Regions from separate parts of the Homo sapiens genome. Here region 1 is linked to region 2. Evidence: chromatin loops called from intact Hi-C (ENCODE). Cell type or tissue: A673. All regions are shown on one strand. Links, peaks and the distances in the headings refer to the core of each region. The heading gives the core; the rest is flanking DNA.

Region 1 (2,902 bases), core at 87-2,586, 120 kb after region 2:
GGTGAATGAGCATTGGCTTTAATTTGAAGTCGCTAGCTGCATGAGCCCCTAACAAGAGAGTCACCCTGTCCTTTGAAGCTTTGGAGCCAGGCATTGGCTTCTTTCTAGCTATGAGAGTTCTGGATGGCATCTGCTTCTAATAGAAGGCTGTTTTGTGTGCATTGAAAATCCGTTGTTAGTGTGGCCCCCTTCATCAGTGATCTTAGCTGGATCTGCTGGAGAACTTGCTGCAGCGCCTTCATCAGCTCTTGCTGCTTCTCCTTGCATTTTTATGTTACAGTGATGGCTTCTTTTTTTAAACCGCATGAACCAACCCCCGCCAGCTTCAAGCTTTTCTTCTGCAGCTTCCTCGCTTCTCTCAACCTTCATAGAATTGAAGAGAGGATCTTGCTCTGGATTAGGCTTTGGATTAAGGAAATGTTGTGGCTGGTTTGATTTTCTATTCAGACCGTGCACACTTTCTGCATATCTGCAATAAGACTTTCGCTTTTTTATCATTCGTGTGTTCACTGGAGTACTTTCAGTTTCCTTCAAGAACTTCTCCTTTGCATTCACAGCTTGGCTGACTTTGGCACAAGTAGCATCTTTCTGCTTTGGATGTGCCTTCCTCACTAAGATTGATCATCTCTAGCCTTTGCCTTAAAGTGAGAGGTGTGTGACTCTTCCTTTCACTTCAACACTTAGGGGCCATTATAGGGTCATTAATTGGCCCAATTTCAGTATTGTTGTGTGCCAGGGGATAGGGAGGCCTGGGGGGAGAGAGAGAGGCAGGGGAATGGCTGGTCTGGCGAGCAGTGAGGATGTACATGCCATTTTTCCATTAAGTTTGCTGCCTTGTATGGACGCAGTTCTTGGCATCCCTAAAGAATTTCAACGGTAACATGAAAGATCCCTGATCACAGATCACCAGAACAAAAGGAACAATAACAAAAAAGCTTGAAATATTGCAGGAGTTACCAAAATGAGACACAGACACCAAGTGAGCACATGCTGCTGCGAAAATGCCACAGGTCAGCTTGCTCAACGCATGGTTGCCACCCACCTTCAATTTTTAACAAATGCAGTATGCGAAGCGCAGTAACATGAGGTATAGGCTGTATATGAAAGGCAGTTAGACCAACCGGACGCTAGGGGGAGCCAGTCCCCAACACCGGGCTTGTTTCTCACACCAGCGGCATGTCTGTCGGGTGAGTTGTTCCCAAAACCACCTCCGGTTCTATAACTCACTAGAAAAGCCCCCAGAACCCACTGAAAGCTGCTACGCTTTCCGTTACAGTTTATTATGGGGAACGGAGACAACTTTAAGTCAGCCAAGGGAGGAAACCCATGGGGGAGTCCGGGAGAGGTAACAGAGCTTCGACTGTCCTGTCCCCGTGGTGTCTGGGCTGTGCTACCTTCCGGGCACCCTGTGTGACTGCACGGGGAGTTCTGCCAACCAGGGACACTGCCCAGCCTTAGAATCCTGGGTCTCTTCTGGCATCCAGCACCTAGGGATAGCTGACTTCCCACATGGCCAGTCTTAGTCTCCAGCCTCAGAGGAAGTCGAACTGCAGGACTCAAAGGGCCCCTACCGCACATCACATTGCTGCCGCTGGACTTGGCTCAGGGACTCCCGCCCCCATGTCACAGTGTTCTCTTCAGTGCAGCCAACCTACCCTAAACCACATTATGGGACTGTCCAGTGTGACCCAAGGCCACCAGGCAAACAAAGACCCTCCTGTCAGGCATGGCATCCCAAGGGCTTTGAGGTCACTTCCCAGCAGCAGAGTGCAAGGGCAGGGGGGTGTTCTTGGGAACAGCTCAGTTGTGGACTATGCAGTTTGCATGCCCACACTGTGGTCTGAAGGTGTCCCACCCTCCACATTAGTACGTTGAAATCCTCACCTTCAAGATGATGGTGTTATGACATGGAGCATTTGGAGGTGATGAGTTCATGAATGGGATTACTGCCCTTATAAAAGGGACCCCAGAGAACTCCCTCATCTCTTACACCATGTGAGGACTCAGTGAGAAGGTGCTGTCTATGAACAAGGAATTGACCTCACCAGCCACTGGATATGCTGGTGGCTTGATCTTGGACTTCCGGCCTCCAGAGCTGTGAGCAGCACACTTTGGTGGTTTCTAAGCTGCCCAGGCTGTCCACATGGACTGGGATACTATGTATTGCATCAGTTCCACCCCTGGGCTGTTATGCCAAAGAGATGCCCACAGGGTTCCATGAGGGCACAGGCATGGGATGGTTACAGAGCCATTGGTTGCTGTGGTGACAGGTCCTCACTGCTGAGGATGTGGAAAGGTGAATATGGTGGAGGCCTCAGTGGTAACTGAACTGAGTAAAAATTGTTCTGCTACAAGGGCCTGCACATGGGGTGCCCTTGACAAGAGATGTGCACATGGGATTTGCACATGGTGGTGCCCTAGGTTGTGTGTATGTGTGCATGGATCAGAGAACTCCAGGAAGAGCCCATTTTGCTGACGATTGATTCCTAAATGCAAATGCAACTTCTTCCAAGATGCAACGTGCAGAAGAGTGGGGGCAGGGCAACAGGCTATTGCCATTCCTGAGAACCGGGCTTACCTTTTTGGAAACCTGTGGATAGACTGCCCATCCAATTGCTGTTGGTGGTAGGATGTCCCCAAGTCTCGTTCTGCTGCAGGAGAGTGGGGTCACTGAACACAGAGCTATCTACAGCTGCAGAGGCTGTCTGGCAAGCACAGGGCTGTGGATACTGCACCCACCAATGGGCTGAAGGACTTTGCAGCTCAGGAGCCTCATTGGCTGTGCCAGAGTGCGGTTTGTCTAATCTATATCCCGCCCTTTCCCCTGTAAATTTTGAGCCCTCAAAATCATCTTTAGAGAAAGGCATAGACCTGTCTCCTAGGCTCATCCTTAACTTTGGCA
Region 2 (2,902 bases), core at 217-2,716:
ACTGATGGACTGATGGACCCAGGCCTCTGGGGTGGGGCTGGAGGACCAGGCCCCTCTGCACAGCCAGTGCCCCTCCCAGTCCACGGGGAGTAGTCTCAGCCCTGGCCCTGGTGGCCCCCACCCCGGAGCCTGGGCTGAGCAGCTTCTGCCCCCCAGGGCCTCCTACTCAGAATCCGAGGTGAAGGACTACCTGTGGCAGATGTTGAGTGCCACCCAGTACCTGCACAACCAGCACATCCTGCACCTGGACCTGAGGTCCGAGAACATGATCATCACCGAATACAACCTGCTCAAGGTCGTGGACCTGGGCAATGCACAGAGCCTCAGCCAGGAGAAGGTGCTGCCCTCAGACAAGTTCAAGGACTACCTAGAGACCATGGGTGCGTGTGTGGACAGTTGGGGGGACCTCACCTGGGGCGGGGGGCAGGAAGAAGCCCCCTCTCCTCCAGTGCTGTCCTCTCTCCCAGCTCCACTGCCACCCACTCAGCCACACACCTGGCCCACACACCTGTGCCCCACCTATCCCACCTGGGACCACTCACTCATGCCCACCACCTGTGTCCCTCCACCTGAGCCCAACCACATGTGCCCCTCCCAGCTCCAGAGCTCCTGGAGGGCCAGGGGGCTGTTCCACAGACAGACATCTGGGCCATCGGTGTGACAGCCTTCATCATGTGAGTCCTCCAACCTGTCTGGGGGTTGCTAGGTGGGCGGGGCAGTCTCCCCCCTCCACCCGAGGGTGACCTCAGGGCCCCTGCACCCCCGTCCACCTGAGGGTGACCTCACGGCCCCTGCACCCTCGTCCACCCGAGGATGACCTCACGGCCCCTGCACCGGCCACCCGAGGGTGACCTCAGTGCTCCTGCATCCCCTCCCCCTCCGCCCTGGTCTACCCAAGGAGGGTGACCTCAGGGCCCGTGCACCCGCCACCTGCGCAGGCTGAGCGCCGAGTACCCGGTGAGCAGCGAGGGTGCACGCGACCTGCAGAGAGGACTGCGCAAGGGGCTGGTCCGGCTGAGCCGCTGCTACGCGGGGCTGTCCGGGGGCGCCGTGGCCTTCCTGCGCAGCACTCTGTGCGCCCAGCCCTGGTAAGGCGCGCCCCTCTCCTCCTCCTTCTCCCCGCCCCCTCCTCCCGTCCCGCCCCCTCCTCCTTCCGTCCCGCCCCGCCCCGCCCCCCCACTCCCTTTCCCCTCGGTACTCTCCCTTCCCCCTCTCCCCTTTTCCACTTGCCTTCCCCACACCCCTCCCGCCGCTGGGCCACGTGCTGAGCCTATGTCCGTCCCAGGGGCCGGCCCTGCGCGTCCAGCTGCCTGCAGTGCCCGTGGCTAACAGAGGAGGGCCCGGCCTGTTCGCGGCCCGCGCCCGTGACCTTCCCTACCGCGCGGCTGCGCGTCTTCGTGCGCAATCGCGAGAAGAGACGCGCGCTGCTGTACAAGAGGCACAACCTGGCCCAGGTGCGCTGAGGGTCGCCCCGGCCACACCCTTGGTCTCCCCGCTGGGGGTCGCTGCAGACGCGCCAATAAAAACGCACAGCCGGGCGAGAAGTCTTCCGTCTCGTTGCATTATTTTCTTTTGGGGAGGAGAGGGAGTGAGGGCTCTGTCCCCGCCTTTCTGGCTGGGGCGCCGATCAGGCTGCCCCGCTGTGTTTGGGCCTGTGAGCCCCTTAGAAGGCGTCCTTAGGGGTCGCTCCCTCACTCCGATGCTCCGCGCGTTCAGCCCCTCGGGGCGTCTCCGTCCTCACACCCATGCGCGTTTATTCCACCCGCCGTGCGCCTTCCTCTCTTCCATCACGCTGACCTGCAGCCCCGCAGCCCGCTTTCTCCGCCGTCGGGCCAGCCGCTTGTTTCCACAACTTCTCTGCCCCGGGAAGAGTTCTTGGGCAAAGCGTGCAAGCGAGGGCGAGAAGCCGCGGGCCACGATCCGCTGGAGGAGAGGAGGCTTCAGAGTCGCTGGCGCGTGGCCTCGGTGAAAAGCAACCCAGTGTTTGAGATTCCATGGGCAATGACTACGCTGGCCGAGCCCCGCCCTGCCCCTTGCCAGGAGTGCAGGAAGCCTGGGCCGTGGGGTGCGCGCGTTGTCTCTCAAACGCTGCTGAATGTCCTTTCTCCTATTCTTTGACGTGGGAAAGGGAACTTGAGATAGGTGCAGCCCAGGAGACCTGGGAGCTGGCAGGGAGGGCCTTCTCCTCTTGCACATAAAACCTTTTGCAGAGGTCCCTCAGACACAAGGCCAGGCCCCTCATACCTATGTCTAAGCATAGATGGAGAGGAGGCTAACCGACCCCTCTTGGCTAAAATGGGTCATGCTGATTCCTGGCCAGCTTAGATTTATGGGGACATCCAGTGATGGAGTTGTCCTGGCTCTCTCTGACAGCATGCAACCCAGAATGAGGCCCGGTTGTTTTAAACACTCCTTTTAATCACCAAAACAGTCAGCTCTTCATAGCATCCTCTTCTCGAGCAGCCCCAGGGTTCCCGGGGTGGGGATATGATCTCCACTGTCCCCAGCAACAAGGCTGACGTTGGACGACAGCTTCGTTCCTGGGGGGCTGGGGCTGCAGGGTGTAGACAGCAGTCTCTACCCTCCTGATTCTCAGCTCATCTCAGGGGCCCAATGACGACCACATGCTGATGGGTCCATTCTGCAATGTCCAAATGCTGAACACCTCCCCTGAAATCTTACTGAGCCCAGGACACTTTGAATCAAAATCCAAGCATCGGCCAGGCACAGTGGCTCACACCTGTAATCCCAGCACTTTGGGAGGCTGAGGTAGGAGGATCACTGGAGCCCAGGAGTTCAAGACAAGCCTGGGCAATAATAGGGAGACTCTTGTCTCTACAAAAAATAAAAAATTAGCTTGGCATGGTGGTGCATGCCACCAGCATGGTACCAGCTACTCGGG

Evidence for each region. A loop is a pair of places that touch in the nucleus more often than their neighbours do. Peaks named below come from ENCODE experiments on the same cell type or tissue, not always from the same donor. Only the 100,000 strongest peaks of a DNase experiment are listed, where the experiment ranks them.
Region 1: a loop joins it to region 2, with 3 times the contacts of the local background. A loop is called at or near these places in 13 of 110 quality-filtered maps.

The regions. Positions count from the first base shown.
Region 1 is chr1:228,499,983-228,502,884 of GRCh38, forward strand. No RefSeq gene overlaps it. Among named protein-coding and RNA genes, the nearest start is that of RNF187, 14 kb to the left of the region's middle. RefSeq lists enhancers at 922-1,021, 986-1,280 and a silencer at 1,122-1,211. In A673, for the core only: a CTCF peak has its summit at 1,125 (motif pointing right); a DNase peak (open chromatin) is centred at 1,139.
Region 2 is chr1:228,377,333-228,380,234 of GRCh38, forward strand. It overlaps OBSCN (obscurin, cytoskeletal calmodulin and titin-interacting RhoGEF), which reads left to right. Exons shown (of 116, transcript NM_001386125.1): 113 at 157-380; 114 at 599-674; 115 at 939-1,088; 116 at 1,286-1,544. The coding sequence ends at 1,463. Among named protein-coding and RNA genes, the nearest start is that of TRIM11-AS1, 16 kb to the right of the region's middle. RefSeq lists an enhancer at 1,266-1,335. In A673, for the core only: a CTCF peak has its summit at 1,465; DNase peaks (open chromatin) are centred at 1,199 and 1,489; H3K4me3 peaks cover 1,486 bases; H3K27ac peaks cover 876 bases.